3 separate regions of the Homo sapiens genome follow, and regions 2 and 3 are each linked to region 1. Evidence: read pairs that join two places in POLR2A ChIA-PET (ENCODE). Cell type or tissue: MCF 10A. All regions are shown on one strand.

Region 1 (8,000 bases):
AAATATACTCAAAATACTCCACCTGTCCAGTGCGTTTTTCCACCACATGAAACCGCGTATTACACTGGGGTTCCCAGCTTATCCCATCTGAAAAGGCCTTTCCCCGAATTTTAGAAGTGGCAATTTTCCACAGGTTCATCTTTAGAGGTTGTTCAATGAAAATTATATAGTTCCTTGTCATTCCTAAAAGGTTCCAGCAAACAATAAAAATGTTATTTGGCAAACTAGAGTTGTCTGAAATGTGCCAGTTATGGGGACTTGTCTGAATGCCTGGACACGTTACTGATGCCCTAAACAAATGCCAGCCAGAAATACATGTTTACTGTCTCCCAGCTTTACTATACGTATTTCCTGTTCCTTTATAAAAAAGGGAACTGCTTAGAATAGCTTGGGTTGCATGTTCTCAGCTTGCTTTTTATCTTTTTTTCCTTTTCTTTTCTTTTTAAATTATTTGGTTTAGGAACAAAGTAAAAAAGTATAGTATTAAAGTGTCCTTTATGATCTTTACATGTATCCTTTAATCCTTTTCCTGCTTATACTGGGGGTAAGAATCTAGAAGCAGTTTGGCTATAATGATTTAAAGTACAGAAAATAAATATTCTGAGTAAAAGCTGAATCAACCTATATAGAATATGAATTTCCCCAAAAAATATAGTCAAGACAACATTTTCATGTATGATTACTATTTGTGGGCTTTAAGGTTGCCTAAAATTTTAAATTATATCAATTAATTTTTTAGTAATTGCTTATACTAAAGCAACTACAGTATATCTTTTCAAGCAGTCAGCTGGCTAGGGTCAGGAGTATGTGACTAAACAGAATAACCTTACCTGGCATCAAAATGCAACCTTGGTCTCATTATCACCATAGCGTGATAAACTATTAACATAACATTTGCCAGACTAGTCCTTCTGCTACAGCAACATCAAGGCAGAGCCCACTGAAATTTGCCTTATCTCTGGACTCACCAAAGCTATGGTAGTAAGAAGGTTTCCCTTTCTCTGTAGAAGCAATAGAACATATCACCTGGACTCCATGGATTGTCTCCCCAAGGTCCACCTTCTCTGGAGGAACCCGAATAACCTTATAGGAGAAACCTGAAAAATGAAAAGTCCTATCTTACCTGTTTTACATATATTCTAGATTAAAAGACAACCCTTGCACTTGTGGACTTGCCAAAAGCAATTAAGAGATTTATGCAATATGTGTGACACTCTTATTTCCTGAAGGGTTATTTCAAACAAAGATCTGGATCTTAAAAATGTTAGCTCTATGAAAATAATTAGCTAACGTTTTGAAACAGACATCCAAAGTGATCAACCAATGATTCATTGTACTATAATGCTAACTTCATCTCTAATTCGTAGGAAACATTAAGATAGCAGCCAAGCACTGTTCACAATAGCAAAGACTTGCAACCAACTCAAATGCCCATCAATGATAGACTGGACAAAGAAAATCTGCCACATATACACTATGGAATACTATGCAGCCATAAAAAAGGATGAGTTCATGTCCTTTGCAGGGACATGGATGACGCTGGAAACCATCATTCTCAGCAAACTAACACAAGGACAGAAAACCAAACACCGCATGTTCTCACTCATAAGTGGGAGTTGAACAATGAGAACACATGGACACTGGGAGGAGAACGTCACACACCAGGGCCTTTCAGGGGGTGGGGAGCTAGGGGAGGGATAGCATTAAGAGAAATACCTAATGTAGATGACAGGTTGATGGATGCAGCAAACCACCATGGCATGTGTATACCTATGTAACAAACCTGCACGTTCTGCACATGTACCCCAGAACTTTAAGTATAATAATAAAAAAGAGCTATTATATAATGAGGTAAGGATTATAATGGACCTGTCTCATATGTATGGTGAATAGACAGGTCATAGAGTTGAAGTTCTTAAACTCAAAAAAAAAAAAAAGATAGCAGCCAGGAATATCCTCAAATTCTGTTCCTTTACTCCCTTCCCCTATTCCAACAACTACAGTCTCCATTTGCACTCATGTCCAACTCCTTCCCTCCAGCCCTCTGGACCCCTAGCTAGGGTCACTCTGGGTTCCATTTCATCCTTTCTCATCAACATTCTTTCATGCAATCATTCATCTGGCTATTGCTTACTGGCTCTTCAAGAATCAACGCAGATATCCACTCCTCAAGTAGTCTTCCCTGACTCCTCCCCACCCCAAAGGCACTTGGTGCCCCTATTGTATGTCCTCATTACATCCTCATAGTCATAGCACATATCTCATTGTATACAATTTTCTGCTTGTTTATCTGCTTTCCAGTACAGTTCTTTATTTATTTATTCTGCAACTACTACTTTTTGAGCACCTACTATATTCCAGACACCATTCTGAGTGTTCTTAGTACTATATTCTAGGCACTTGTATACAGAAATATGCAAAATAGACAAAAATCTCCCCCCTTCCTCCACTGGCTTCTTCTTCATTTTTTTTAGAGACAGGGCCTTGCACTATCACCCAGTCTGGAGTACAGTGGTGTGATCATAGCTCATTGCAGCCTCGAACTCCTGGTCTCAAGCAATCCTCCCACCTCATCTTCCCAAAGTGCTGTGATTACAGGTGTGAGCCACTGTGCTCAGACAAAATCTCTTATTTTGCCTTGTTGTTTTTCTTTTAAATCATATAATAAGTAAAAATACAATGTATCAGATGACAATGAGAACTATAATGGAAAATAAGCCAAGGAATAAGGATCAGGAGTGATCATATGAGGAGTAGGGGCTACTGTTTGCAACTTTAAATATGCTGGTCTGGAAAAGCTTCACTAAGTGGGTCATGTCTGAGTAAAGACCTAAAGGAGGTGAGGAAGAAAGCCTTGAGGATATCTGGGAGAAATGCATTCCAGGTGGAGGGAAGAGCAAATGCAAAAGTTCTCAGCCAGGAGCACGATTGGAGTGTTTAAGTATCAGCTAGGAGGCCAGTGTGGCCCTATCATGACAAGCGAGAAGGAGAGTCTAGGAGGTAAGCTCAGAGAAGTGGGTGTGGGTTAAAAGGATAACTCTGGTAACTCTGGTGTTACAGAGCTGAAAAGAAACTGAAGTGGGGCAAGGGCAGAATCAGGGCAACTAGTTGAGGGGCTATTGCAGTCATTCAAGTGAGAAGGGATAGTGACTCAAAGTAGAGTGGTGGCCATGGAGGTGGTGTGAAGTGGTTGGATTTTTGATATATTTTGAAGGCATTGCTGAAATTACTTCTTTTTTTTTTTTTTTGAGACAGGGTCTTACTCTGTCACTCAGGCTGGAGTGCAGTGGTGCAGTCACGACTCACTGCAGCCTCAACCTTCTGGTCTCAAGTGATCCTCCCACCTCATCCTCCTGAGTAGCTGGGACCACAGGCACATGCCACTATGTCTGGCTAATTTTTGTATTTTTTGTAGAGATGAGGTCTTGCTATATTGTCCAGGCTGGTCTCAACTCGTGAGCTCAAGCAATACACCCGCCTTGGCCTCCCAAAGTGCTGGAATTATAAGCATAAGCCACTGCACCTGACCCTGAAATTACTTTTTGATCAACTGATGTAAGAGATAAATGTAAAGGATGATTCCACAGTTATTGTCCTTAGCAACTGGAAAGATGGAGTTAGTATCTCCTGAGATGGGGAAGACTCATCTTAAGGAGAGAAAGAAATAAGCCAGGCACAATGGTGCATGCCTATAGTCCAGCTGCCTGGGAGGATGTCTTGAGCCCAGGAGTTCAAGTCCAGCCTGAGCGACATAGCAAGACCCCATCTCTAATCGAAGAAAGCAAAAGAAGAAGAAGGAAGAAGAAAGAGCAATGAGGGAGGGAGGGAAAGAAGGGAAGGGAAGGGAAGGGAAGGGAAGGGAAGGGAAGGGAAGGGAAGGAAGGAAAGGAAGGAAAGGAAGGAGAACAAGGAAGAGAGAGAAGGAGGAGGAGGAGGAAAGGAAGGAGAACAAGGAAGAGAGAGAAGGAGGAGGAGGAGGAGGAAAGGAGGAGGTGGTGGTGGTAGTTTAGAGGAAAATATCAGGAGTCTGGTTTTTGACAAGTTAATTTTGTAATGCCTATTAGACATCCTAGGAAGAATGCTGAGTAAGCAATTGGATATAAAATACTTGGGAGGTCTAGGTTGGGGATATAGATATGTTTTGAGAACCCACTACATACAAAACATCATGCTTTGTACAGTGATGAAAGAAATATTAGACAAGCTCTATAGTCCAAGAGTACTCTATTATTGTCTCTAATATTAGTCTGAAGAACATATTTTAAATAAGTATTAAAAACCAACTGGATTGATTAATGTTTACAGGATTTTTACAAATTTTAAAAAGCCTTTTAAAAATATCTAGAAAAGCTAAAACCAAAGCTTTTTACTTCCTAAAGGTAGCAATTACTAGCAAGCATTTTACTGTATTACAATGAGAATCACTAAGTTTCCCCCAAATGTCTATCAAGTAGTCAAGCTCCCTGCAGTTGCCTGCACATTAAGTTCCAGTTCATAAACTTCTCACTGAACCAAATAATCAAGTGAAGAAAAAAAAAAAAGTAGATTCAGTGTTCGTTGGGATTAGGAGAAGATAAAGAGATGAATTTCCTGTCTCAGCAACTGGATTACTCAATTCACGGAATTTAAACACATTAGTTAATGAGCTGTTCTAACTGCAAGTCTTGAAGACATTAGGTAAGACAAACAGACACCCAGGAAACACCCAGCAGAGGAATGTCCAGAAAGATTGGACCTGCCCAATACTGTCAGCTGAACTTTGCAAGACTCTCCAGGAGTTTGTATAAGGAGCAAACTGAGGCAAAGTAACAAGCACAGGCTCTCATGATGGGTGGCTGGGTTAATCGGTGAGATCCAGGGACCACTTGCACCAAGATCACCCAGAGACCATGTTAAAATGCAAATTCTTGGCCCCTTTTCAGTTCTACTAAACCGGAATCCCTGAAGATGAATGAAATCCAGATGATTCTATCTACATTCCAGATTATTGTTAGGCAATTAAAGGTTGAAAATCACAGATCTAGTTACTTTAATTTTAGAATATGTAATTCAGACCAGGCGCAGTGGCTCGCGCCTGAAATCCCAGCACTTTGGGAGACCGAGGCAGACGGATCACTTGAGGTCAGGAGTTCAAGACCAGCCTGACCAACGTGGCTGAAAACCCGTCTCTACTAAAAATACAAAAATTAGCCGGGCATGGTGGCAAGCACCTGTAATCCCAGCTACTCAGGAGACTGAGGCAGGAGAATCACTTGAATCTGGGAGGTGGAGGTTGCAGTGAGCTGAGATCGTGCCACGGCATTCCAGCCTGGGCAAGAGCGAGCCTTTGTAAAAAAAAATAAAAAATAAAAAAAAGTGTAATTGGCCAGGCACAGTGACTCACGCCTGTAATCCCAGCACTTTGGGAGGCCCAGGCGGGCAGATCACGAGGTCAGGAGACCAAGACCATCCCGGCCAACATGGTGAAACCTCGTCTCTACTAAAAACACAAAAATTAGCCAGGCATGGCAGAGGACACCTGCAGTCCCAGCTACTCCAGTGGCTGAGGCAGGAGAATCGCTTGAACCTGGGAGGCAGAGGTTGCAATGAGCGAGATTGCGCCACTGCACTCCTGCCTGGCAACAGAGCAAGACTCCATCTCAAAAAAAAAAAAAAATGTAGTTTAGAATGGTGAAATAGTATTTGTCATATTATGAATGAGTTACAAAGTTATCTACTTGGTTAACAGAGTTAATTTATTATAAAATTGATTTTTTTAATGATCAAGATAAGATAGATAGACCAAAAACTGCTGGGTTCATGGATCCATTTTGCTGAAATATTTTACTTAGAAGGATGTTTGCTGTTTCCTATAACAGCATTGAAGAATCCTCCTTATCTGAGATCAAGTAATAAAGAGGAGAGAGAGCTGGGTGTAGAGGTGTCCAGAGCACCCTCTCTCTACTTGTGCCAGTAAAAAACAAACCTGTAGTATTCATCTTTATATACACACCGTGCCTGGTCTCAATTATTTCTAAAAAGACCTTTATTGCAACTTTACCATATGGCCCAAAGGAGTTCCCCATATTGTATGCTGTTCCATCCAGGTCATAATGAGGATGTGCAGTTGCTCCATTCACAGCAATAAATTTGCTCCAATCTACCTGCAAATTTGAGACCACTGGAGATTTTTAATGGGCAGATCTCTATTCACATGCATAAATAGTAGAAATATCTAATGTTTTTAAAAATATGATAAGAAAACTGCAATGTAAGCCCTAATTTCTTGCCTCTGAGAAATAAAAATTATTTTTCCCACTAAAAAAAAGAAATCAAGATTAAAACAACAAACAAAAACACATCACCACTACTAACAACAAAACCACCCTGAATAAATTTGCCTAATATCACAGGAAAATTCAAAAGAAGCATAAGAATTAAAATTAAAAATCTAGTCTAAAATTTTCTTTTTAATTAACATGTTATGTGAAGGAAATACAGGTATAGACAACCTCCAGTCCAATACTAACCATAGCTAGGAAGAACACCCCAACTAGCCAAAGTAGATCAGTACTCTTCTATTTCTCCTTTACCCTAGCCTTCAGATATTAGGACTAAGGAAGGAGTTTAGAATTATATTTAAGGAAAACCAACCCAGAGGCCATCAGGCCAGAGAGTAAAGGTGACCTGCATCATGAATAACTTTCTTTTTGTGTAGTTAAGGCTTCAATTTCTTCTTGATATATACTACTCTAAAAAGTATTTCAAATGGAAAGAAATGTTAGGATCTATTTTATTCATTTTTTTTTACCTGTACTTTACCTTTTCTGTTTTTTCCAGAGTTTCAATGTCCACTTTATTCATAAAGTTGGTCTCAGTGCAGAGGTAGTAATCACCCTTGTACCGCACATAGTTGACATTAGTATTGTCAGTCATGGCTGAAACCAAACCCTAGAGTTATTTAAGTACCACAGCTTACTGTAGACGACGCTAAGCACACACTCAAAGGGAGAAAGCAGTTTCAACATCCTCTCACATACACAAAAAAATCTATTTTCAAGATTTATGTTTGTATAGATGGTTATATATCGTAATAGTTTAAATAATCATCACTATCACCTGCAGCTTTACCAGGCAGCTCAAACCTGGACATGAAACGTTCAAAAACATTCTTGCATGGATCCGGGAGAGCCAGTGTGCCAAATTCTGAGATCACAATTCGGTTTTTAGCACTGTTGGCCTTATATGTATCACTCTGTAGAAACTTGCTCCTGTATGTCACTGTGCCCTTTGCCATTCTGAACTGGTGAAGCAGCGCCATCCCATCAAACCAATGATTGTACCTTCAAACAGGAGAAAATAAATAAATATCAGTAAGAAAACATGAGATAAAAATGAGGGACAGAGTGATAGATCTTCATTTCAAATATAAAGATAAGGAAATGGGACAGGTTCCCAGCACAACCTGATTAGTCAGAGAACTTGAAATTGTGGGAGGAGAGCATTTTGGGTATATCCTAGGTATAAAAGGAAAGAATAGGCTGGGCGCGGTGGCTCACGCCTGTAATCCCAGCACTTTGGGAGGCCGAGGTGGGTGGATCACGAGGTCAGGAGATCAAGACCGTCCTGGCTAACGTGGTGAAATCCCATCTCTACTAAAAAATACAAAAAATTAACTGGGCATGGTGGCATGCGCCTGTAGTCCCAGCTACTTGGGAGGCTAAGGCAGGAGAATGGCGTGAACCTGGGAGGCGGAGATTGCAGTGAGCCGAGATCGCGCCACTGCACTTCAGCCTGGGCGACAGAGGGAGACTCTATCTCAAAAAAAAAAAAAAAAAGAATAATTTACATTCTCCTGACCCTTACCCCTGTCAAAAAAAAAAAAAAAAAACCTCACATTTTAGAAAACCCCTATTGTGGTGAATCCTAAGAAAATTCTAATCTTTACTCCACAGCTAAGATAATAGCATGAGAGGATATGGGATGGCTGATGTTTAACAAATCAGAATGAGCTCCAGGCC
Region 2 (8,000 bases), 77 kb after region 1:
ACACCTGTCATCCCAGCTTCTCAAGAGACTAAGGCAGGAGGATCACCTGAGCCCAGGAGTTCGAGGCTGCAATGAGCTATGATCGTGCCCCCACACTCCAGCCCGGGCAACAGAGTAAGACTCTGTCTCTAAAAAGAAAGAAAGAAGATTGTAGGAGAACTTTTATGCTTTAGTGGAAAATTATATTATGCATGGTCTTGAGGAGGCCCCTCTAATTATCTGACTCCAATTCTGCTGAAGCTATTTTACTATTCTTTAAGTTGTATAGAACTGATAACAATCCAAAATAATTCTTGTCTATAGACATGCAGTTCTCTCCTGTGTAGTGGAAGAGCCATTGACTTCCCTCCTTCCTTCTGAAAACCAGTTTTGCCTCCATCCCATTTATTTCAATATTTCTTCTCTATAAATGTGTCTGTTCTTCAGATTATCTTCTGAACTGGTTGCAACAGCTTCCTGATTCTCTCATAGATTAAGTGAATAGAATAAAATCTTTAACGTGTTCATTTTTACATCTGTTTGAGAATCGTGACTTTATCTTATTTTAAGAGTGGTCTTTTAATAGGATAAAAGAGAGACAGGCAATATAGGAAAATTGGATAAAATGAGGGGGAGAGGAAGAGACAAAAGGAAAAAAAGGCCATTTTCTTGTAAAGTCTGACAAAATAAATTTGTTAAAAGTCAGGTCTTCTGAAGGATTCAAGTCAATATAAATTTTCCTTTTTTCACATATTGTTGAGTTGTGGCATTAGTGTAATTGGGGAAATATACTTAAAAATAAACTTTTCTCTCAACCCAGTAAATCTCTCCACAAAGGAAGAGAAAGAAAACACACTTATTATTGAATAAGCATTAAACCAGAAAGTGATGCACATCCCAAGCAATTCACTAAAAGATTGCAAAGGCAGAAATAAATCTCACCCTTTCATACAGCCAGACAGACGCAATCCATTACACACGTGTTCTCAAGATAAACAATCATCAGTCCAAGGAAGAGGACTTGACAGCGCCATTCATAACACATCGTTCATCCTAAATTCACCTGGTAACAGGGGTGACCACCTGTGTTAGTCACTTGGTTTAATACAAAGGAAAAAGAAACTTCTGCTATCTTCTTGGCAGCAGGGAGTTTTGCCACTGGGTGCCAGGCACCTGCCGAAGCTAGGCTCCTACACTCTCACAAAAACTGCGACACAGGGAAATGATTTTCCCTGGAAGTTTACATTCAGAAGAGATGGCTCCTGGGTCCTTGAGAAAGACATTCCTGGGTTGTAAAGCTAGCAAAATTCGTATTTAAATTTTACAAGGATTTTATGTATTCTGAAGAGAACTTACACGTTTTCTAAAGTAAATACTCTAAGAAAAGGGACCAGGGCAGGTCTCATCCCTTATTTTATTTTATTTTATTTTATTTATCTATTTATTTATTTTTTATTTTTATTTTTTTTGAGATGGGGTCTCATTTTGTCGCCCAGGTTGGAGTGCAGTGGCGCCATCTGGGCTCACTACAACCTCTTCCGCCCAGGTTTAAGCAATTCTCTGCCTCAGCCTCCCGAGTAGCTGGAAGTACAGGCGCCTGCCACCACATCCAGCTAATTTTTTTTTTTTTTTTTGTATTTTTAGTAGAGACAGGGTTTCACCATCTTGGCCAGGCTGGTCTTGAACTCCTTGACTTTGTGATCCATCCCCCTCGGCTTCCCAAAGTGCTGGGATTACAGGCGTGAGCCACCATGCCTGGCATCCTTTATTTTTAACAGGAAGAATTGAGCTTCTTATTTTTGCCTTACATGTGTGAATCATTACTGAGGTTATTATAATATCCAACTGCACACACCCTCACCTCCCAACCTTTAATGCTCAGCGCCCACACACAAGTCCAGTTTCATCTCCAAAGGCATGCAGTTTCATCCCCCTTAGGCTTGCAGGCTCCTTTGTGAGTCTAAGTGTCAGAAGACGGGGAAAGAGAGGCTCAAGCTTGTTTGGCATTTGAGGCCAAAAGATGACCCCATCACCACCAGACTGGTTGTTCCTGGAAGGGTCACTGTAGGAGCTAGGGTCACAGATGTCCCAAGAAGGTCTAAGGGGCTTTCCACTTGCTGCAACAGTCTAGACTAAAGAGTTCCTTGAAAAAAAAACAAGCTCATGTCTCACCGTTAGTTCAGTCAGGGGTTCTCAAGACAACAGCTCTGTGGACATAGTTACTTTCTCAGGAGGTAAGTCTGCCCCAAGACAGCTGGGTAAGGCCAGCTTCCAGCACCAGCCATTTCACATGCCAAAAGCTGTGCCCTTCTCCTGCTGCCTTCGCCAGTGCAGGGGCCGTCAAGCTGGTTTCATCTCCAGCCATTGTGGTAATTTTATGGCAGGAAACTGGAACTCCTGGCCTTATCTGCCCCCAAGTCTAGAACTGGACCGTGCAGTTTCCTTCCAATGAAGGTGCCCTAACCTTGACGCTGAGAGTGGTAAGAGATTGGACTCTTAGAGCTTGTCCTTTCGAGAGGTTCTTGAGTCCTTTATACAAAATTTTGACCTCTTCTTTAAAGCTATGGACATTGAAGAAATTGGAAGGAAGGGAGGTACAGTTATATTCTTTCCCTAGGGCATTATAGGAAAAAAGTCACAATTCCATAGCAAAAAAAGCCAATTGAGTGATTTCCTTGAGTAATTTTTACTGTAAGTGATTTGCTGCCTCTGCTTAAAAGTCAAGAAGTAGCATCTTCTTTAAGTTCTGCCTCACCAGGCTTCCAGCTACACTTAAAATTAATTAGCTAAGAATGTAGGAAATCATCTTTCTGTGTTCTCAATGCCCAAAGTCAGCCTTGAAAGTAAAGTGTACTTCTCCTTTGCAATGACGAAAAGGAGGTATGTTTTAGAAATAGACTTTGACTAACTAGTCCTACTGACATTCTAAAGCAATCAAAATCACAATGCCCTTTTGTTTGTTTGTTTGCTTTTTGAGAGGACAGGACTGCTTCATTCCAAAACACCCATAAATTAAAATTAATTTCAAAACACCTCCAAAATAGAATAGTTTTTGCCATAGTTCTGAGTCATTTTTTAACATCTTTCTTCTTAATTGGATATTATATCCCTAATAATTCATACCTTTTTGTTTTCTGGTTTTTTTTGGGGGGGGGGTTGGTTTGGTTTGGTTTTTGGTTTTTGAGACGGAGTCTCGCTCTGTCGCCCAGGCTGGAGGGCAGTGGCGAGATCTCGGCTCACTGCAAGCTCCGCCTCCTGTGTTCATGCCATTCTCCTGCCTCAGCCTCCCTAGTAGCTGGGACTACAGGCGCATGCCATCACGCCCGGCTAATTTTTTTTTTTTTTGTATTTTTATTAGAGACGGGGTTTCACCGTGGTCTCAATCTCCTGACCTCATGATCCGCCCACCTCGGCCTCCCAAAGTGCTGGGATTACAAGCGTGAGCCACCGCGCCCTGCCAATTCATACCTTTTAAAGCATATAGAAGAGTTTGAAACAAAGTGGATTAACTACCGTGATTTTTTAAACTACAGCTATTACTACAGTACTGCCAGAGTACAATTGATTTAGCTCATCGTTGCAACTGCCCAACTGAGCAATAGGAGTGGGTTTTTCCACCCAATTTTGTGGGAAACGACCTGAAGAGAAAGTTATATTGATGTTAAGCAGCTCCACTATCCGCGTGACTAATCTTGGTTCATAAGTTTCATTGGGCCTATGACTCACTTCTCTATTTTAGATATTTATTGCCCAGGAAATAACACTGATACCATTAGAACCCGTTTCCAGTTTGAACGATGCCAAAATTACAAGTCAGCACAGGAAAAAGCTCAGCTCCTATGTGTTAATTACAACATCAATGCAAGCAAAAAAGAAAAAAGTTTGAGCTTTTGCAATCCTTCATTTATCCAGCATTTGTGACCAATGGGATGTTCTATATGTTGAGAAGGAGAAAGAGGACAGTCGACGGACCAGACCAGACTGCCCTGCTTGTCTGAGCCTTGGTGTGATCGCCAGGGGGGAATGCATATGGGGTTCAAGTTTAAGGGTCACAACCTTACATTTGTCCAGTTACCCGTATTAAAGATTAAGTGCTAGCCATGCTCTTAAGACATAGGACATAAGCCAAAATATAAATGTATTCATTTTTTATGCACACACACACACACACACACACACACAATAAAACTGTCAAATGAACAAAATTCCAGTGTCCATTAGTCAATATCCTGACTTCCCAGTTTTTTAAAAAAAGTCTCTTTAGAAACCAAGCCATTATCAGAAGTTTGCTTTGAACACATTTTATTGGCTTATGTGCCTGTCCATCAAGTCTGTGAGCTTCTGGTGTCTTTTTTTTTTTTTTTTTTTTTGAGACAGAGTCTTGCTCTGTCGCCCAAGCACGATCTTGGCTCACTGCAACCTCCACTCCCCCAGGTTCAAGCGATTCTCCTGCCTCAGCCTCCCAAGTAGCTGGGACTACAGGCATGCACCACTACGCCCGGCTAGTTTTTGTATTTTTAGTAGAGATGGAGTTTCACCATCAGCCTGTTGGCCAGGCTGGTCGCGAACTCCTGACCTCAAGTGATCCACTCACCTTGGCCTCCCAAAGTACTGGGATTACAGGCGTGAGCCACCACGCCCAGCCTCCTGGTATCTTTTTCATCTCTGTATCCCCAGGACCCAGCACAGTGCCTGGTACATAGTAGATACTTAAATATTTTTTAATATATGAGTGAGTGAATAATAAGATGTATATGAACCCATCTGCAAATTTTAAGGTGGTGTCATTAAGCTATGACAGATGAATGTACCCATCTTCACAGCAGGAGCAGTGGACTTATGAAAGCAAACACAGGAAACAGGGGAAGATGCACATGTATTAAGTCACGATTAACAGCTGGGCGCGGTGGCTCAGGCTTGTAATCCCAGCACTTTGGGAGGCTGAGGCAGGTGGATCACTTAAGCCCAGGAGTTGGGTAATGGCCGACACAGCATGGTGAAAGCCCATCTCTACAAAAAAAAAAAAAAAAAAAATTAGACGGGCATGGTGGTGTACACCTGTAGTCTCGTTACTTGGGAAGCTGAGGTGGGAGGATGGCTTGAGCCCCGGAGGTCGAGGCTGCAGTGAGCTGTGATTGTGCCACTGCATTCCAGCCTGGGCAACAGAGCAAGACCCTGTCTCAAAAGAAAAAAAAATAATTAATTTTTTTAAAATTATGTAAAAGCAAGATTAATGTTGTAATGCCAATTAATGTTTTTAGATGACATTGTGAGAGACATAAAGTACAGAAAATAAGGCTTTCAACGCATTTTAGACAACCAAAGTACATTGACGTGAAGAGGGAGAAGAAAGGAACCCTCAAAACTAAAACTTCCTACTTGTGCCACTGTGTCCACCAACTCAGAAACGTGGGCTTCTGTACCTCATGGAAAATGGCAATGTCTCCTCTCCATGGGAGGTTCTTTTAAATTTTATTTGCATTCATATTACCTTTGAGGGTGGGAATGAGGAAAAACAAAAATATGGGTTAGTCTATGAGTGAAATTTTTCCAGAGAATATTGTCAGGATCATATTACCTTGGAAAAAGATACAATAGAGGCCCATATTGATCGTGTTTAGGTGAGATGCTGAGTGTGTTTCGGTTAAAATGTACATTGAGTTGAAGATACCCTATAGTGGTTAGACCCTGACCTGGCCAGAAGAATATTTTAATCTACTAAACTTATTAGATAAAACAAAGAAGCTAAATTAAAAAGTATTGAATTCTCCAAGATTCTAAGTCACAGGAAGTAATAAACCCATACCAAATAAGCCCCTAATTCTGCAGTAGTAGCTTTGAGGGAGAGAAACCAGCTTCGAGGGAGATGAAACCAGTTTGGGGGAAAGGGAGGAGGTGCCCTGGCCACAAATTTAGCAGGGCCACCAACATAGCTGAGTCATGGCTCAGGAGGCACCTTTAATACTATGTCAACCATCTGTCACATCCATCTTTCTTTTTTTTTTTTTTTTTGAGATGGAGTCTCTCTCTGTTGCCCAGGCTGGAGTGCACTGGTGTGATCTCAGCTCACTGCAACCTCCGCCTCCCAGGTTCAAGCAGTTCTCCTACTTCAGCTTCCCAAGTAACTGGGATTACAGGTGCCCACCACCACACCTGGCTAATTTTTTTTGTACTTTTAGTAGAAATAAGGTTTCACCATGGTGGCCAGGCTGGCTTCAAACTCCTGACCTCAAGTGATCTGCCCATCTTGGCATCCCAAAGTGCTAGGATTACAGGCATGAGCCACCACACCTGGCCCACATCCATCTTTTTAGGAAAGAATATTCAGATTAGAAACAGGAAAACTGGTGGACAACAGAAAGTGCCACTCCTTTATTCCTGACGTCTAAGATATGAATTGAACTTCCTTTTAAGTGTATGGTATTTTAAAATATTTGTGTTGATTAAAAAAAAAATGTATATATATATAAAGGTCGGGTGTGGTGGCTCACGCCTGTAATCCCAGCACTTTGGGAGGCCGAGGTGGGTGGATCACCTGAGGTCAACAGATTGAGACCATCCTGGCCAACATGGTGAAACCCCGTCTCTACTAAAAATACAAAAATTAGCTGGGTGTGGTGGCTTGTGCCTGTAATCCCAGCTACTCAGGAGGCTGAGGCAGGAGAATCACTTGAACCCAGGAGGCAGAGGTTGCAGTGAACCAAGATTGCGCCACTGCACTCCAGCCTGGCAACAGAAAGACTCCGTCTCAAAAAAACAAAAACAAAAACAAAAAAAACAGATAGTGAGATGGTTTGGCTCTGTGTCCCCACCCAAATCTCATCTTGTAGCTCCCACAATTCCTGTGCGTTGTGGGAAGGGCCCAGCGGCAGACGATTGAATTATGGGGGCAGGTCTTTCCCCTGCTGTTCTCATGATAGTGAATGGGTCTCATGAGATCTGACGCTTTAAAAAATGAGAGTTGCCCTGCACAAGCTCTTTTTGCCTGCTGCCATCCATGTGAGATGTGACTTGCCCCTCCTTGCCTTCCACTGTGATTATGAGGCCTCCCCAGCTATGTGGAGCTATAAGTCCAATAAGCCTCTTTCTTTTGTAAATTGTCCAGTCTCGGGTATGTCTTTATCAGCAGTGTGAAAATGGACTAATACAGATGGCAGTTCTGACATACACTACAATGTGATGAACCTTGGGATATTATGCTAAGTGAAAGAAGCCAGTCTAAAAAAGACAAATACTGTATGATCCCACTTATATAAGGCTTGGAATAGTCAAATGGATAAAAACATAAAGTAGAATGGTGGTTGCCAGAGACCAGAAGGAGGAGGAAATGGGGAGTTTAATGGGTACAGCATTTCAGTTTTGCAAGGTGAAAAGAGTCCTGGAGCTGGATGGTGGTAATGGTCATATGGCATTATGAATGTATTTAATACCATTGCATTGTACACTTGAAAATGGCTAAGATGGTAAATTTTATGTTATTTATATTTTAACACAATAAGATTGGAAAAACAACTTTTATTATAAAAAGTTTAAAACTTGCACAAATACTCATCATCCAGCTTCAACAATTATCGACATTTTGCTTATCTCATTTCTTCTATTTCTCCACTCCCCCCTTATTTCCCTTATAGATTTTTAGGTGTTTTTTTTTTACTTGCATGGTCTAATTATGATCATGTCATCCAAAAATCCTGCTGTATTGTTATTTTTTCCCTATATTTGTTCCTCATTTTTTTAAGAATCCAATGATTCTATGGTTAGTATCTCTGTTAAACAGAAATGAGGGAGGACAGGAAACATTCTTGCTTTATCTTAGGCTTTTTTTCCTTTTTTTGTTTTGAGACAGAGTCTCACTCTATTGGTTAGGCTGGATTGCAGTGGCACAAATCTCGGCTCACTGCAACCTCCACCTCCTGGGTTCAAGTGTTTCTCCTGCCTCAGCCTTATGAGTAGCTAGGACTGCAGATGTGCACCATCACGCCTTGATAGTTTTTGTATTTTTAGTAGAGACAGGGTTTCAC
Region 3 (8,000 bases), 67 kb after region 1:
ATAGCAGGTATGAGTCAAAGTCCACAAACTGATGTGTAAGAAATGCAACTTTATTTTCTATATTTTAATTTCTTCTCCAAGTTCTCATTATGCTGAGGGTAGTGGAAACTCAATCTGAGTAATCGCTGGGTGCCCCTCTTTCTACATAGTTGTATGTAAGTTCCACAGGGTAAATAGTACCAAGGTGCCAGGGACAGGGTGAGTAGGGATCTGATCCTTGGTCAATACTGACAATCTCTGAATCTGCTGAGATGTCTGGCTACTGAGCAGAGCCTCACTATTGTCCACAAAGCCCTTTTAGGAGCATAGCTGTCTCCATTTCCACAGCTGCTGACCCAGGATCCATTTCACCACCTCCGTGATAATGACAGGCAGGTGATTGGGGTGGGATTGGCATCCACCACCACCCCTCCCTTCTGAGGCAGGAGATCAGCAGGACTTGCTTCCCAGGCACCAGTCATGACCCCGCTGAACAAAACAGTCTGGTCAGAACAGGATGTGGTAAAGAACCCAGCTAAAACCAAGATGGTGACAAAAGTGACCTCTAATTACCCTCACTGCTCATTATATGCTAATTATAATGTATTAGCATATGAAAAGACACTCCCACCAATGCCATGACAGTTTACAAACACTATGGCAATGCCCAGAAGTTACCTTATATGCTTTAGAAGGGGAGAAACCCTCTATCCCAGGAATCCTCACACCTTTTCTAAAAAATATGTGAATAACCCACCTCTTATTTAGCATATAATTAAGGAGTAGCTATAAATAATATAGCTAGCTAGCAGGCCAGGTGCGGTGGCTCACACCTGTAATCCCAGCACTTTGGGAGGCCGAGGCAGGTGGATCACCTGAGATCAGGAGTTCGAGACCAGTCTGGCCAATATGGTGAAACCACATCTCCACAAAAAATACAAAAATTAGCCAGGTGTGGTGGTGGGTGCCTGTAATCTTAGTACTTGGGAGGCTGAGGCAGGAGGATCACTTGAACCTGGGCGGTGGAGGCTGCAGTGAGCCAAGATTGTGCCACTGCACTCCAGCCTGGGTGACAGAGCAAGACTCTACCTCAAAACATACACACACACACACACACACACACACACACACACACACACAAATATAGCTAGCCAGCAATCCACAAGTGCTACTCTGCCTGTGGAATAGCCCTGCTCTGTCTATGGAGCTGCCATTTTCCTGTACTCTGTTGCTCTAAGAAATTTGCTTTGCTTTCATTTTAATCTGTTGGCTGGCTCTTGAATTCTTTCCTGCACACAAGAACCTTCCCAGGCTGAGCCCCAATTTGGGGTTCACCTGCATCACTACCAGTTCCACTGGTGGCTCCTGCTTGACTCAGGCTTAACCCCTCCTTCTTGCCTTGATAGCATGTCCTCATTACAGTGGTTCTTTTAGGGCTGAGCATGTGACTGAGGTTGGTCCAAACTGAAAAGTATTTCTGCGTGGTTGGGAGAAGACACATTCTCTTTCTGAACAGGCAGGTGTGAGGCTGGAGCTGACTCAGCCACCTTGCTGTTAGGAGGGAAGCCAGCCTGAGGTTAAAGCCAACACCCATGTGAGAACAACAATGAACTGAGTCTAATCACAGCACTCCCACCTCTGAGCTTTTATTACCGAGCCAATAAAATCTGTTTATTCCATTTGAATTAGATTAAAAAAAAAAAAAAAAGTCTTGCTCTGTCACCCAGGCTGGAACGCAGTGGCATGACCTTGGCTTCCTGCAACCACTGCCTCCCAGGTTCAAGCAATTCTCCTGCCTCAGCCTCCTGCGTAGCTGGGATTACAGGCACGTGCCACCATGCCCAGCTAATTTTTTGTATTTTTAGTAGAGATGGGTTTTCACCACGTTGGCCAGGCTTTCCCAGCAAACAGAAATGAGGGCCCAGGAAAAACCTCTGACTGCACAGGGTCCCCCATCTGATGTCTGTTCCAGGGGAAGATCTGGGGTTTGTGGGACTGCAGGCCTATCCAGCAGAGAGGTGGCTATCAGCTGTTGTATTTTAAGAAAAACAGTACAGTAATATGAACAAAAAATCAGGTGTAAAAATGTGTATGTAGAATGGCCGGGCACAGTGGCTTACGCCTGTAATCCCAGTACTTTGGGAGGCAGAGGCGGGTGGATCACCTGAGGTCAGGAGTTCAAGACCTGCCTGGCCAACATGGTGAAACCCCATCTGTACTAAAAATACAAAAATTAGCTGGGCGTGGTGGTAGGTGCCTGTAATCCCAGCTACTTGGGAGGCTGAGGCAGGAGAATTACTTGAGCCCAGGAGGCAGAGGTTGCAGTGTGCCAAAATCGCGCCATTGCACTCCAGCCTAGGCAACAAGAGCAAGACTCTGTCTTACAAAAAAAAAAAAAGTGTATGTAGAATAACAAAATAAATCAAATTATAATTTTTAAAAGCTGACAAATACTACAAATATTATCGTGCACAGAAAAATATGACTTTCCTGAAACAGCAACATAATATTTTTAATTTTTCTTGTCTTGTCTGTGACAGAGTGAGACCCTTTGTCACCCAGGCTGCAATGCAGTGGCACAGTCTCGGCTCACTGCAGCCTCAACCTCCCAGGCTCAAGTGATCTTCCCACCTCAGCCTCCCAAGTAGCTGGGACCACAGGTGTGCGCCACCATACCTGGCTAATTTTTGTGTTTTTTGTAGAGACAGGGTTCCACCATGTTGTCCTGGCTAGTCTCAAACTCCTGAGCTCAAGCAATCCACCAGCCTCGGCCTCCCAAAGTGCTAGAATTACAGGCATGAGCCATCACACCCAGCCTCAATTTTTAAATATTTGTTAATTTTTAAATTGACATACTATAAACTTTGCTTTTGTGTACAGTACATGAATTTTAACAGATATAGATTCATGTTCCTACTAACATAATTAAGATACAGGCCAGTTAATCACCCAAATCCCCTCATCCTGCCCCTTTGTAGCCAAACCCACCCCTCAATGCTAACCCCTGGCAAAAGCTGGTTTGTTTATCATCCATATAGTTTTCCCTATTCCAGAATGTTTTACAAATGGAATCAAACACTATGAAACATTTTTGGACTGCCTTTTTCCATTCAACAAAATGCTTTTGTGATTCATTCAAATCGTTGTATGTATTTATAGTTTAGTCCTTCTTATTGTTGAGTTCCCCCCACAAACCCTGCTCCGCTCATAGCTATTCCCATCTCAGTTGATGGAGACTCTATCCTTCTAGTTGTTCAAGCCAAAAACTTCTTAAGTAATTTTTGAGTCCTCTTTTTCTCTCAACCCCACATCTAATCCATCAGGAAATCAGGTTAGCTCTACCTTTAAAATATACTGATTGTTCAATTGCGTCTCAGCGTCCTTGCCACTATCAGCCTCATCTGAGCCATGTGATCAGTTACTGCAGCAACCTCACCCCTATACCCTCCTCCCAAGTCCTTGGGCCCTGCCTTGGCTTCCCTACAATCTGTTCTTAATAGAGCAGCTGCAGTGGTCCTTTTAAAAACAGAAGTCAAATCATGAGACATCTCCGCTCAAAGTTCTGCAAAAGTTCCTCTTTCCATTGGAGTAAGTGCCAACATCCTCATAACGGCTTACAAGGCCCAGCAACCTCTGGTCCCCATTGACTGCCTGGTCCCCAGTTCCCAGTTCCCACTCCAATTTTGTCTCCTACTTCTCTAGTCTTCATTCAGCCTGCTTCAGCCACACCGGTCTTGCTGTTGCTCTGACACTCTAAGCGTACTTCCAGCTTGGGGCCTAGTTATTTTCTCTGCCTGTAATTCTCTCCCCTCAGAGGTCCATTTGACAAATTCCTCATCTCCTTCAGGATGCTGATGAAATCTCACTTGTTCAGTGAAGCTTACCCTGGCTATTTAATACCATAACCTGCCCCGTCCCACCTCCACACATTCTAGTTCCCTTTACACCACATTATTTTTCATCTATAGGCCCATCACCTTATAATATATAATGTTTACATATAATTAATATATATAGTATGCTCATTGTTTATTGTCCCTCTTCCTTGGTAGAACGTTGGGTCCCAGAGGCAGAGACCTTTGTCTGTTTTATTCACTGATGTATCCCAATCACCTAAGCGCAGAACCCGGACCAGAGCAGGTGCTCAATGTATGAATATACACAAATGAATGAAGAAGGGAAGGTATAAATTCTGAGGCTTAATGCTTTCTGGCAGACAAAGCAAGTCAGTTGATGAAATGCACAAACTTCCAAGCTCTCTGAAGTTCTGAGGACTCCAGTCAACAGCCTCAGCTCTCTGAGCTGAGAGCCAGAGGGCAACATCTGTGGCTTAGGATTTTGCCTGTCACTTAGCAGTGGCTGGTAGCCTGGGCATCTTACGTGGTTAAATATTTACTGTGAAGAAAGAACTCCAACAGCTGCTGCACCCAGCCCCCGAGGAGGGCTGTGTGGATGGAGCACAGTGTTCAGAACCACACAGGGGCCCTCCCTCTCAGCATGCCTTTCCCACCTGGATAACACCTCACACCCTCACTTCCCAGCATCCAAAAAGGCTCCACCCTTCTCTCCTGGCACCCTGACAGGGATGGTTACACCCAAGCAAGGGGTCATAAAGCCCCTCCATATTAAATGCCTTTTATACGACATTATTTCCTGTAACTATACAGATATCCATAAATCAAGCTCCTAATGCAAAGGCTCCAAAGGCTAGAGAGTCTATGGGAGTGCCCATAAATTGCTTAAGGAAGGAATAACAATTTGAAGTGTCAGGGACAAAGCAGAATCTCCTCATTCATCTAAGTAGTGATTCACCCTGGGCTGCCTGCCAAAGTCACAGGCTTCAGCAGCCAGTGGTTCCATGAAAATATGAGCCTGGTTTCCTGGTGTCTTCCCATCTCTGCCATCTGACAATCCACCTTGGGTCTGCCACCTTGTCTTCTCACTCCACCACTCTCCAGCTAGCCCATCAGGGTTGGAAGCCATGCATTGAATCTTGAAGCTCACATGTTATTTTCACCCTTAGGTAGAAGAAGACAAACTAATTTTTTTTTCTTTTTTTTTTTTTAGACCGAGTGTCTCGTGGTGTGGCCCAGGTTAGAGTGCAGTGGTACAGTCTGGGCTCACTGCAACCTCCACCTCTGGGGTTCAAGCGATTCTCCTGCCTCAGCCTCTGGGGTAGCTGGGACTACAGGCACATGCCACCAAACCCCTCTAATTTTTTGTATTTTTAGTAGAGATGGGGTTTTGCCATGTTTGCCAGGCTGGTCTCAAACTCCTGAGCTCAAAGTGATCCACCCACCTTGGCCTCCCAAAGCACTGGGATTATAGGCATGAGCCATCACACCCGACCCCAATTTAACAAGAAGTATTAAAATGCCTTTCATGCATCTGACAAATATTTATTGAGCACCTACTATAAGCCAAGCTCTTTTCAAGGCACTAAGTATTCAGAAAATAACAGAGAAAGATCCCTGTTCCCAAGGAACTTACATTCTAGTAGGGGGAAAATGACATGTAGACAGAATGTTTTAAAGATCCAAAAATCAGATAACACAAAATGCTATCTGAAAAATTAAGAACCTCAGTGAAGGCTGCGCGTGGTGGCTTATGCCTGTAATCCCAGCACTTTGGGAGGCCGAGGCGGGTGGATCACGTGGTCAGGAGTTCGAGACCCGCCTGGCCAACACAGTGAAACCTGTCTCTACTAAAAATACAAAAATTAGCCAGGCGTAGTGGCAGGCACCTGTAATCCCAACTACTCAGGAGGCTGAGGCAGAAGAATTGCTTGAACCCAGGAAGCAGACATTGCAGTGAGCCGAGTTCGCACCACTGCACTCCAACCTGGGTGACAGAGTGAGACTCCATCTCAAAAACAAAAACAAAACAAAACAAAAACAAAAAAGAACCTCTATGAAGAGGTGATGGTTAAACTAAGATGTGAAAGCCAAGACAAGATCTCCCATGCCAAGATTATGAGGATGAGCATTCTCGGCACAGAGAATAGCTGGTGCAAAGGTCCTGAGGCTGGAGCAAGCTTGGAGTGTAGGAAGCAGAGAAAATGGCTCCTGTGGCCAGGGGAGATTTGGCAGAAGGGAGAGTGGCCATAAATGAGGTGGGAGAGGCAGTTGTGGTTTGGTCAGAGTCTTTGTGGACTCAAGAATGGGGTATGGATTTTATCTAAATGCCAACACAGGGCTTTAAGTTGGGGGAATTATGCAATCTGATTTATGTTTCTGAAAGATTATTCTGGCCACTGGGAAGAGAATGGATTTGAGTTGGGCAAAGGTGGAAGCAGAGAGACCAGTTAGGAGGCAGTGTGCTAGCCTAGATGAGGGATAACAACACCGGACCAGATGTAGCAGTGCACGAGGAGAGAGCTCTCTGATTCCGATACTTTTTGGAGAGTCAGCAGGAATCGCCAATAGATTGGATGTGAGGGTAAGGGTAGGGAGGAATGCAGGATGACTCCTGGTTTAGGTCTGACATCACCTGGCCTATCCAACCTTACTTGCCAAGCAAGCTGAATTCCTGAAGAGTAGAGTCCATTTACCATCTGCTTTCTCTACAAAACCATGACCCTCATTGGCAATGGAGTTTTCCATATTCAGAATCACATAGGGACAGACATCTTTAAGAAGGTCTCCGTTGGGCACGGCAGCTCACACCTCTAATCCCAGCACTTTGGGAGGCCGAGGCAGGCAGAATTCGAGGTCAGGAGTTCGAGACCAGCCTGGCCAACATGGTGAAACCCCATCTCTACTAAAAATACAAAAATTAGCTGGGCTTGGTGGCGCATGCCTGTAGTCCCAGCTACTCGGGAGGTTGAGGCACGAGAATCACTTGAACCTGGGAGGTGGAGGTTACAGTGAGCTGAGATCACACCACTGCACTCCAGCCTGGGAGGCAGAATAAAACTGTCTCGAAAAAAAAAAAAAAAGTGTCCAGACAGGCCTGGTAGTATCAAATCTCACATTTAAAACAATGAGTACGAAGGAAATGCACCTTCAGTCTCTAAAGCAACTAAAAGATAAATCTATTGGATGCATATTCATAACATACACAACCCACACACATGCTTGCTGCTTTAAAAATTAGTTGAGATCAAAAATTAAATTGCAGCTCATAGTTTTCTAAGTCCTTTCATGGCTTCTATAGAATTCAACATACAGAATAGGTCTTGTTTATAATCACAATGCTCCAATTAAAAAAAAAAGAGGCTATTATCCTTGTTATACAGAAGGGTATACTGAGGTGCAGAGGAAAAAATAAACAGAGGTTCAGGAAGTGAAATGCTTTGCCCGAAGATCACCCAGCTAGTCTCTGGTAGTGCCAGAGCTCCCAGCCCCTTAGTCTTTCCACCACGACATATAATTTTCCAATAAACCACTATACTATTGGGTATCTGTGGGCCCCAAGGAGACAAGAAAGATAATTTCAAAATAAGGAGACTAATTGAGACCTTAGCAGAAGCATAAAGCCAGTATCCATTGGCATGCCAAGGAGACAGCAAGCAGGATCCCTGCCCTCAAGACTTTTAGAATCAGAGGCCAGGTGCAGTGACTCACGCCTGTAATCCCAGCACTTTGGAAGGCCAAGGGAGGATCCCTTGAGTTTAGGAGTTGGAGATCACCTGGGCAACATAGCAAGATCTCATCTCCACTAAAAATTTAAATTAAAAAAATTAGCTGGGCATGGTGGCGCCTGCCTTTAGCTACTCAGGAGGCTGAGGCGGGAGGATTACTTGAACCTGGGAGATCAAGGCTGCAGTCAGCTATGATCGCGCCACTGCACTCCAGGCTGGGAAACAGAGTGAAACCCTGTCTCAAAAGAAAAATAGAAATTTAAAGTCAGAGAGTTGGTCATTTGGTTGGTATTATTAAGCACCTACTGTGTGCCAGGCATTGGCATTGTGCCAGGTGCTGGGCATACAAAAATGACCCAGACGTAATACCTGCTTTTAAGGAACTTGAGTATCTATAAGACAGAGAAAAATATATGTATTTTTTAAATGTTAAAAACAA

What was found. ChIA-PET counts read pairs that join two places held together with the same protein. Peaks named below come from ENCODE experiments on the same cell type or tissue, not always from the same donor. Only the 100,000 strongest peaks of a DNase experiment are listed, where the experiment ranks them.
Region 2: POLR2A ChIA-PET joins it to region 1 with 24 read pairs; 4 of 35 experiments call an interaction of 5 or more read pairs at or near these places.
Region 3: POLR2A ChIA-PET joins it to region 1 with 11 read pairs; 4 of 35 experiments call an interaction of 5 or more read pairs at or near these places.

The regions. Positions count from the first base shown.
Region 1 is chr11:112,192,796-112,200,795 of GRCh38, reverse strand. BCO2 (beta-carotene oxygenase 2) reads right to left here. Exons shown (of 12, transcript NM_031938.7): 3 at 7,099-7,322; 4 at 6,802-6,917; 5 at 6,041-6,143; 6 at 969-1,097; 7 at 23-183. Among named protein-coding and RNA genes, the nearest start is that of BCO2, 21 kb to the right of the region's middle. In MCF 10A, no CTCF peak of the experiment used is centred here; DNase peaks (open chromatin) are centred at 4,695 and 5,435.
Region 2 is chr11:112,116,281-112,124,280 of GRCh38, reverse strand. No RefSeq gene overlaps it. Among named protein-coding and RNA genes, the nearest start is that of SDHD, 33 kb to the right of the region's middle. In MCF 10A, no CTCF peak of the experiment used is centred here; DNase peaks (open chromatin) are centred at 3,810 and 4,290.
Region 3 is chr11:112,125,386-112,133,385 of GRCh38, reverse strand. No RefSeq gene overlaps it. Among named protein-coding and RNA genes, the nearest start is that of IL18, 35 kb to the left of the region's middle. In MCF 10A, no CTCF peak of the experiment used is centred here; DNase peaks (open chromatin) are centred at 1,515 and 4,795.